Linked DNA regions of Homo sapiens: region 2 is linked to region 1. Evidence: read pairs that join two places in POLR2A ChIA-PET (ENCODE). Cell type or tissue: PC-3. All regions are shown on one strand. Links, peaks and the distances in the headings refer to the core of each region. The heading gives the core; the rest is flanking DNA. Region 1 overlaps LRP1B (LDL receptor related protein 1B). Region 2 overlaps LRP1B (LDL receptor related protein 1B).

Region 1 (5,390 bases), core at 188-5,187:
GGGACCCACAGTCTATAAGTTTGCATCCACAAAATAAAAGTAAATTGCTAATGGAAACTGATTTTCTATTGACAGTGACTAGCTTGCCTTGAGACATTAACTTTATCTTCACCAACATGTTTGAAAACAACCTATTGTATTATCCCTTATCTTCACCAACATGTTTGAAAACAACCTATTGTATTATCCCTCCCCTCCAAAAATTAGTGCTGCTCAGATTGACAAATCGTAAGTCAGAGCTTGCCTATATTAAGAGGCAAACGAATGAATCACATCTTCGTTGAGAGGATAGCTTGTTCCAGGCTCCAAAAGAAGAAATGAAATATGACAGACATGTAGTTTTCATTCAGCACATGTTTACTGACATATTTCATGTGTCAGACACTCCTAAGGCCCTGGGGGTACTGGAGAAATCCAGTACTTTTTCTTGCAATGCTTTCAAGCAATTGTTTTCTAATTTGTGACATGCCAAGCAAACCACTTTCTATTACCCTAAGGACTGATTAAATTGTTCTAGAAGGCAATTAACTCTTTGAGTAATCACTTCTACAGTACCAATCTTTTGGTACTTTTCCAAGTATCAAAAATCCATAGAACCAAAAGGATTTACTGTAAGACTTGGTGTTAGGATAATTTTGCAACCTGCATCATGGATTTCTAAAATGAATTCTCCTGAGTATATGCCTTGATTCCTTCCCCAAAATACTCAATATTTAACATTATAAGAATTACTATAAACATTTAAAAAATTAGGTGCATAATCAATTCATTTAATCTTTTCAACCTTTTTTTTTGCTTCGTTTCTGTATGGTTTGTATAAGATACCTACTATCCCCCAAAAAACTGTTAATTTAAAATGTCCTATTTATTTACAAAATCAGAGATGTTATAAAGTATGAGAGAATAATTATTCTTCACATAAATTAATGATAATCCTTGAATAATTTATCTGTTGGCTAATTTAAATAATTTTTGCATAGGTAAATAGGTATGTCCATCCCCTCCAATAAAACGGAACCAAGTGTTTTCTTCTAGCTCCACTCTCAGGCTGTGTATTCTGCCTGTGCAATTAAGAGTAATTGAAGAAATCTCAGTATTGGCCAGAGACAGATAATAGGAAAGGGCAAGAAGTAAAATTAAGGAAAGGGTATCAACTCAGCCTTCCCTGGATATTTTACCCCCAAAAGATAAACAGAAGACCAGTTTAGGCAGAAGTCAGTCTGTTGGTCTTCCAGACTTGAATGTATGGAATTGTGAAGCCTACATTATTTTAAGCTTCAACAAAGCAGGCCTCATGGGTCCCTTTGCTCCTTCTATGCAAAGTATTCCCTAGGTGAAATAAAAATAAGCTAAGGGAAAAGATCACCCTCATCATTTTAGCCATAGTGTTACACTAATCTTTCTTCCTAAGAGTCGGATTATAGCCTTAGGAAATTCACTCTGCTTTACTTAGTCAGCAACGTGACCCAGTACATGTAGTTAATTAAATAATAGATTAATTAATTTTAAAATTAAAGGCCAAAGTGAACAGGTTTCTAACGTGGCATAGTACAAACAAGATCCAAAGCCTTCTTCTGCAGCTGACCTATTTATACTAGGAATATACTATTATATACTATTTATACTAGGAAGCCTATCTTTGCCAGGCCCGAAGCAAGGATAGAAGCCTGGAGTACTGGGTTCTACCTAGAATGTAACAGAAAATTTGGATAATCTCAAGGTGACTCTTCCTGGGACTGAGCAATTCTCTGAGCCCCAGCCAATTTCTCCTGAAGCATTAATACCTCTCCTTCAGAAACTTTATTATATTTTTTTCCTTTACCTTTGTAGAGTACATATAATGAGTCTAAGAAAGGAAATTTGAGACAACTTAGGATTTTGATGAGTTTGACTCATGCTCACGAATCAAAATAAATTTGCTTGTTGAAATATTGGGAAGATAAGCTTGAGCTCTTATATTTACTTAATGTTTTCTTATTATTTTCAAGAAGTATGGATATTATTATTCTTACGTGTCATTGCAATATCCCATAAGGTTATTGTATTTTATTTTGGGATTTTTGAGGGTTTTATTTTGTTTGCCTTTCCAATGTGCAAATACATATAATCTGCCCCTTTGGGTAGCACTTGTGATTAATATACTACTCTCTTTTTAAATTATCTTGTATCTGCACCACTTCTAAATAATAATTGGATTGTGTGATCTTCTTTTTGGGTGAGAACATTCACCTCACATTCTTTCCCTGGGTGTCATAGGCTAGCTTTTTCCAATCTGACATATATGCACCAACAGAAAAAAAAAAAAAAAGGATGAAAAACAACAACAACAAAAAATATATACTCCCATCCATATATTTTCTGATTATATAATCTGCTATCTTTTATTCCCAAAAGTTAAAGTTTTAATCATGGCTTTGCTGTTCAGTTAATCAGCCTGAAGCTATGTTATTAAATGATATCTCAACAGTATTCACAGTTAACACTGAAGGCAAGAAAAAGTGAAAGCAATTAAACTACCTGTGGAACTTTTCAAAAGAAGACATACACGTGGCCAACAAACATATGAAAAAATGTTCAACATCACTAATCATTAGAGAAATGCAAATCGAAACCACAGTCAGATACCATCTCACATCAGTTAGAATGGCTATTATTAAAAAGCCTAAAAATAACAGATTCTGGCAAGACTGTGGTGAAAAGGGAATGCTTATACACTGCTGGTGGGAATGTAAATTTGTTCAACCACTGTGGAAAGTAGGTTGGCGATTTCTCAAATAGCTTGAAACAGAACTATCGTTTGACCCAGGAATCCCATTATTAAATATACACCCAAAGGAAAATAAATTGTTCTACCATAAAGACGTATGCACTTGCATGTTTATTACAGCACTATTCATAATAGCAAAGACATGGAATCAACCTAGATGCCCATGAACAGTAGACCAGATAAAGAAAATTTGACACATGTACACCATGGAATACTATGTATACATATCCATAAAAATAGAATGAGATGGGGGCCGGGAGCGGTGTCTCGCGCCTGTAATCCCAGCACTCTGGGAGGCCGAGGCGGGCAGATCACGAGGTCAGGAGATCAAGACCATCCTGGCTAACAGGGTGAAACCCCATCTCTACTAAAAATACAAAAAGTTAGCTGGGCGTGGTGGCGGCCGCTTGTAGTCCCAGCTACTCGGGAGGCTGAGGCAGGAGAATGGCGTGAACCGGGGAGGCGGAGCTTGCAGTGAGCCAAGATCTTGCCACTGCACTCCAGCCTGGGCGACAGAGCAACACTCTGTCTCAAAAAAAAAAAAAAAAGAAAGAAAGAAAGAAAGAAAAAAATAGAATGAGATTATATCCTTTGCATCAACATGGATGGAGCTGGAGGCCATTATCCTAAGCAAACTAATGCAGGAACAGAAAAACAAACCCCATGTGTTCTCACTAGTAAATGGGAGTTAAACATTGAGTACATATGGACACAAAGAAGGGAACAAAAGACACTGGGGCCTACTTGAGGCTGGGAGGTGGGAGGAGAGTCAAGATGGAAAAACTACCTGTTAGATACTGTGCTTATTACCTCAGTGACAAAATAATCTATACACCAAACCCCAGTGACACACAACTTACCTATATAGCAAACCTGCACATGTACCCCTAAAACTAAAAGCTAAAAAAAAAAGTAAAAATTATCAAGCCAAAGAATAATTGAAATAATTTACAGACTGTGGTAAGTGCTGCGAAGGAAGTGAAGATAGTTATGTGAAACCACAAACAGGTTGAGAGAATTAAATATTACAAGTGTTTTGGAAAGTGGAAATAAAAAATAAAATACTTTTGGAAAGCAATGAGTGAAAACAGCTAAGATAGCCTTCACCAAAAAAATATGATCCATTAAAATGAATACTTTTGTTTGATGAAATCCCTCAGAAAGCACCCAAAAGTGTAAACATGTTTGCACTGATTATATGTGAAAACTTATAGAGAGGCCATCTGGTTTATATTTTTAACTTAATCAGTTTTGAAATAAAAGTTTTATATATGTGTATGTGTATATATATATATATGTACATTACATGGCTTAAAATTCAAATTGTTCTGTAAAGCTTAACATACAGATGAGTGGTTATCTACTTCACACTACGCCATTTCTAATTTCTGTTCTCCAAAGACACCCCACTTTTAGCTTTTCTTTGAATGTGTTTTAGTCTGCATATTTAAAAAATAACATGCTTATACTGATATTTCTTTTCTTTTATTTTTTGAAAAAGGGTCTCACTCTGTCATCCATCCTAGAGTGCAGTGGCGCAATTATGGCTTACTGCAGCGTCAACCTTCTGGGCTTAAGTTATCCTCCCACCTCAGCCTCCCAAATAGTAGTCAAGACTACAGACATGCACCACCATGCCCAGCTGATTTTTGTATTTTTTTGTACAGATGGGGTTTTGCCATGTTGCCCAGGCTGATCTCAAACTCCTGGGCTCAAGCAATTCACTCGCCTTGGCCGCCCAAAGTGCTGGGATTGCAGGCATGAGCCACCACACCCGACCATTACTGGTATTTCCTGACTTTTCCAGTTTAGGTACCATCAACTCCCTCCCTACTGAAAGATGAATATTTTGTTTGCTTAGAATTCTCCCCCATACTCTGCCTACCACACAGATGTTTCCAATATTATATCACAGTATTGTTTAAACCAATATTCACTGTTTTCACCTCCTTGTATATTATCTAGAGAGCTGAACCACATAGTATGCTATGAATACATTTATTTACTTTACTATTTTAAAAAAAATTATTGGTGATACAACTTCTGAAACCCCTTGTGTATTTGTTGTAGTTTAGACTGGTTGCATGGGTGTTATCAGGATTTCCTTTTACCAGCCTCCTGGGAAGTAGCTTTGCTTTCTCATGTGTAGGCTCTTCTGTCTTCTGGATCATTCGCCTTTTTCCAACTTGGTTTTCTCTTTTTTGGTGGAGGACAAAAATGTTTCTGTATTGTTGCTTCTGTATAAGCTTCCTGAGAAAAGTTGCTTGGGTAATAAATTTTTGGTTGACTTATATGTCCAAAAACGTCTTTATTCTGTTCTCTTAACTGATAGTTTGACTATGCATAGAAGTAGAAGTTGAAAATCATTATATATTAGAATTTAAGGTAGTACTTAACTGCTTTCTAAATTCCACTTCTGCTACTGAAGTTTTCAGTGCCATTGTAATGTCTAGTTTTTTTGTATGTGATTTAAAAATAATGGCTTTATAATGGTATTATTTACATACCATACAATTTACCCAACTGAAGTATGAAAATCTAAAGATTTTTAATATATTTATAGTTGTGCAACCATCACTGCAATAAATTATAGAACATTTTCATTATGCCAAAAATAGCCATG
Region 2 (5,390 bases), core at 231-5,230, 64 kb before region 1:
CAAAGGCCAAGAGAGGAGAGCATGCCTAGCTTACTTAGTTAACAAAAGGCAAGGGGGACATTGTGGCTAGAGCAGATAAGTGAATAAAAGTGGAGTAGCAGATGAGTTCAGAATGATAACAGGACCTTGTTATGTAGGACCCTGTAGACCTGTGTAAGGACTTTAGCTGTTACTAAGTGAGATGTGAAGAGAAGATTTTTAAGGAAAGGAGGGACATAATTTTATTTAAATTTCAATCAGGCTTTCTATTCCAGCCAAGGGGACATGACAGAGATGAGATTTACCCTTTGACCTAAAACAAGGAAACAACGTCAAAACACAAAATGCATGAAACAATGGTTTTCAAGACATGGGCACTGGGTAATAAAGGGCAATGTTTCCTGAAAGATAGGAAACAAATGAGGTGGGCACTTGATCGCCTCAGATATTGTCTGAAAAAATCTTCCAGACTGTGGCATGGGGAGGTTCCTCTAGGCAGACCACAGATGTCTTCCTGAGCCAAAGAGAGAGAGAGCTGGGAATTCTGTGAGGTCAAGGTGGCTAGAATTCCCAGGGAACGAATCTCAAGAGGAAGGAACCAAAAAGAACTTTGGAGATCTGCAGAACATTTTCTTCTATTATTCACATGAGAACACTAATGAGCACATGCTTATAAGAAAACTATACAAGGCTAGGTAAAAAGCAACCTGTAAGGATTAGAGGGGAAAATTTACAGAGCTCAAAGCAGACTGGACATAGTGCCTCTTCCCATCAGCCAGAGTGATTCACACATCATAAAGTAAGCTTATCAGAAGTGCTTTGCATCATTAATGTGGAAAAATTAGATCTAGCCTGAAATGCTGTTCTGGCTCTATCAAACAAAGCTTAACATAAAGACCAGAAAGATTCACCCCATTTCTAAATAACTGCTTCACAAAACAAAGCTCAAAAATAATTACAGGCCCACAAAAATATCTAGCACACAAAAGCGTGAATCACATTATCTTGTGTTCAATCAAAAATTGACAGCCAATCAAAAAAGCAAGAAAATTTGATTCATACTTAGGACTAAAAATCTGTTGAAAATGATACAGATGATAGAAGTAGTAGACAAGGCTATTAGAATAATTCTTGTAACTGTATTCCATAAGTTCAAGAAGCTACAGGAAAGACTGGGTATGTTAAGTAGAGATAAAGAAATTATGCAAAGACCTAAATAGAACTTCTAGTGATGAAAACTACAATGCTGAAATGAAAACTCCACTACATGGGAATAATGGACGATTATACATTTGGAATAGAAGATTAGTAAATTTAAAGATGTAGTAATAGAAATTCAAAATTAAACAGAGAAAATGTGACTTAAAAAGTATGAATCATTAAGAATGTTGAATATTGGCCCCCACTCTCTTCTGGCTTGTAGGGTTTCTGCAGAGAGACCCTCTGTTAGTCGGATGGGCTTCCCTTTGTGGGTAACCCGACCTTTCTCTCTGGCTGCCCTTAACATTTTTTTCCTTCATGTCAACCTTGGTGAATCTGACGATTACGTGTCTTGGGGTTGCTCTTCTCAAGGAATATCTTTGTGGTGTTCTCTGTATTTCCTGAATTTGAATGTTGGCCTGTCTTGCTAGGTTGAGGAAGTTCTCCTGGATAATATCCTGAAGGGTGTTTTGCAATTTGGTTTCATTCTCCCTGTCACTTTCAGGTACACCATTCCAATGTAGGTTTGGTCTTTTCACATAGTCCCATATTTCTTGAAGGCTTTGTTTGTTCCTTTTCATTCTTTTTGCTCTAATCTTGTCTTCACACTTTATTTCATTAAGTTGTTCTTCGATCTCTGATATCCTTTCTTCTGCTTGCTCAGTTCGGCTATCGATACTTGTGTATGCTTCATGAAGTTCTTGTGCTGTGTTTTTCAGTTCAATCAGGTCATTCATGTTCTTCTCTAAATGGGTTATTCTATAGCTCAGACCTTGTGAGTTTAAGTTGGTGTTATTTCTGTCACATACTGGTAAGATATTAATCATTTAGTGAATTACCTTTTGGCCATAATGTATTGACACTGATTCTGAAGATTGCAACCAAAGTTGTGAGTAGTTATAGAAAATTCAGACATCCATTGTAGGCCAGTGACAGAATGATATTGGGTTATGATACCTTTTATTTATTTATTTATTTATTTATTTTATTTTTATTTATTTTATTTTTTTTTTTTTTGAGATGGAGTCTCACTCTGTCACCCTGGCTGGAGTGCGGTGGCACGATCTCGGCTCACTGCAACCTCCACCTCCCAAGTTCACGCCATTCTCCTGCCTCAGCCTCCCAAGTAGCTAGGACTACAGGCGCCCACCACCACTCCTGGCTAATTTTTTGTATTTTTAGTGGAGACGGGGTTTCATTGTGTTAGCCAGAATGGTCTTGATCTCCTGACCTCGTGATCCGCCCGCCTCGGCCTCCCAAAGTGCTGGGATTACAGGTGTGAGCTACTGCGCCCGGCCGCCTGGGTTATGATATCTTTCAATGACCTTAACATTTTGATTATGCAGGATAATGATGCTGACTGCTATCATAAACACCCCTCCAAATATTGGTTTTACACAAAGTTTATATCTATGCAGTTCAGGCAGTTCCTGCTTTAAATAATGACTCAGGGCCAAGATCTTTCCATCTTATGATGCTGACATCTTTTAAAAATGGCAGTAGAAGAGGAAAGATGTGTGGATAATCTCATGAATGGTTTTTGTGGCAAGGCCTGGAAGAAGCTCACATTATTTCCATCCGCATTCTTTGGGGATGAGTTATATGGTCCCTACTTAAGTACAAGGAAAGCTAAAAACTGTAGTGCTGCTATGTAACTAGGAAAAGAGAATGTTATTATTTAACATCTGGCCAGTTTCCACTGTGTCACTGAAACATGAAGAGAAGTGTATTAAATTGAAAATAAAGCATTGTGAGACGTAAAAATAGTGAGTCATACATCATAGAGAGAGGGAGGGAAAGAGGGAGAGAAGACATTTAGATCTAAGCCAATCTCTATTTCTTTAATGAGGAGGAACTGGAAACTGATCTGAGAAATGTGTGTATGCGTAAAATTTTCATAACTTTGTTTTTAAACAGTTCAAGATAAAAAAAATCCCTGTAGGAATTATTAGAGATAACTGAAGTGAGAATTCCATACATGGGTATGACATTCAGTATTCAGATGCTCAGAATGGCTCAAATTAGGCACTGTTGAAAGCTGCTCATTTCTATCCAGGTACATGCTAAACACTACTTCATCTGCAGATTAGCCTGTGCTTGCTTCCTAAAATGTACAAGGGAGATATCAATCATACTTAATGCATAGTGACAGCTATGGATTAATATAAGTAACTCATCCATAAATGCTATCTTTTTCCTATATTTGCCATGATGTATCATCTTAGAATTGAAAATCTAGATCATTTTCATCACTGGATTATTTTGAGCACCTGGGCTTGGTTTTGTCTGTGCGATCAAAACTTAGCAATAATACATACTTATCTGCGTATCTGTGCCCAAACTCTCCTCTTGAGTTTGAAATGTTTCTTCAGTAATTTTTTAAAGTTCCTGATTGTTTTTTGTTGTTCTGTTTCTTCCTGTTTGAAATGACATCTAGACCAGAGGCAAAACTATTTAAGTCATGGCAACTTAAAATAAGTATTACTGAAAGAAGACTACTTTTCAAGGGGTATTGACTGTTTAAATTCCCTTCCTTGATGAATACTAGAGAGCTAGGATAATTTGAAGATTATATTACCTTTTCTTTGGTGGGTCAGCAATAAAATTATGATAATGAAATAGCTTGGAGTCCCTCATTACAGAGATCACTTAAATTAGTGAAGTACTACATGAAACCTTTTAGAACATTTGTAATGGTATGTATATAGTAATCTTTTATTTTTATCAGGGTCACTGCATTTATTAAAGGCATTTTTGCTTTTATAAGAATTGTATAGAAGAGTTAAAACAGCTTTTAGTATATTGACAATAGCATTATTCTTGCTGCTTCAGAGGCCTCATTTTCTAAAGATTTATGTACCCTTTTCTCACTCTGATGTGAAGAAAAGCAAGGAAATTGTATGCTGAGACTTTGAAATGTGTTGAACAATTTGAAAAAGAATTGATATAGTCAGCAAACAGTGCTGCCTGGTGCTTCTCACATGAGGCTTGTAATAAAATTGGCTACCAAATTGCAAGTAATCAGAAGAAATAGACTTGATTGTTCTTTCCACTTTAACAGGCATATTCCAAACTATTCAAAAGTTGAAGGGGATTTTTCTTCGGTCAAACCTACATAAATAGCACAGAATTTAGTTACTCACAAAACTATAAATGAGATGGGTGATTAAAGAAGATGGCTAGAGGTGTGAGAAGCTTTATATTGGAGTTATTTCTTGCCGTTAAACTATGTCTCTCTCACTTCTAAGTGGGAGCTAAACAGTGGGTACACATAGACATATAGAGGAGAATGAGAGACACCTGGAGACTCCAGTGGTGGGGAGGTTTGGAGGGGGGTGAAAGCTGAAAAATTACCTATTTGGCACAATGTTCACTGATCTGGTGATGAGTGCACTAAACACCCAGCCTTTACCACCACACAATATGTCCATGTAACAGACCTGCACTGCTGCCCTCTAAAGCTGTAAAATAAATAAATAAATAAATAAATAAAAGAGAAAAATAAATAAACCATGACTCTTCTCTGGGCCAAATTATTTGAAAGAAAATCTTTTAATATGATTGACTTCATGTTGAAACCACGCCACATTCAAACTGAGACTGGTTTCGCCAGTGGTTAGAGAATATACAAGGAGTGCTGACTTGTATCACTAACCATTCCTTTTGCTCTCTGCTTATGATTATTTCTGCAAGGCTCTGCAGCTTTTTGAGAGAAGTACTATTACCAGCTCTCTTTTTCAGATGAGAAAACTGAGGTAATGAGGGATGTTTAACTTGCTGACTGGCATACATCTAGCATATGGTAAAGCCAAGTTTTAAGCCCAATATGTAGTAAAAGAAAAGCCTAAAATTGTCTCAAGACTTAATCTCTATTCCATCAAAGGTCCAGAGTATTGACTTTAGAAAGTTCATTATATGTTCAATTAAATTCAGTAGTTTTGAATGCTTTTTTTTTTTTTTGCGTTACCCCAAGCAGTAGTGAGATGACAAACATAAAGAAGCAAGATTCCTGCCCTTGAATCACTTATAATCTAATTAGGGAAAAAATTTATAGACATAAAATGTAGAGTAAAACAATATCTTTTTTGAAAAAAGTCATATAAAAAAACACCAGAGGAAGCATGTTAAGTCTTAGCCTGGAGTTCAGGGAAAATATTCTGGAAAGTAGCATGATTCCTGTCAGTTCTGAAGAATAAAAGGAAGTTGGCCAA

The links. ChIA-PET counts read pairs that join two places held together with the same protein. Peaks named below come from ENCODE experiments on the same cell type or tissue, not always from the same donor. Only the 100,000 strongest peaks of a DNase experiment are listed, where the experiment ranks them.
Region 2: POLR2A ChIA-PET joins it to region 1 with 6 read pairs; 2 of 35 experiments call an interaction of 5 or more read pairs at or near these places.

What each region holds. Positions count from the first base shown.
Region 1 is chr2:141,274,584-141,279,973 of GRCh38, reverse strand. The region is part of intron 3 of LRP1B (LDL receptor related protein 1B); the gene reads left to right. Among named protein-coding and RNA genes, the nearest start is that of MIR7157, 690 kb to the right of the region's middle. In PC-3, for the core only: no CTCF peak of the experiment used is centred there; no DNase peak of the experiment used is centred there.
Region 2 is chr2:141,339,050-141,344,439 of GRCh38, reverse strand. All of the region lies in intron 3 of LRP1B (LDL receptor related protein 1B), which reads left to right. Among named protein-coding and RNA genes, the nearest start is that of MIR7157, 760 kb to the right of the region's middle. In PC-3, for the core only: no CTCF peak of the experiment used is centred there; a DNase peak (open chromatin) is centred at 2,759; H3K27ac peaks cover 993 bases.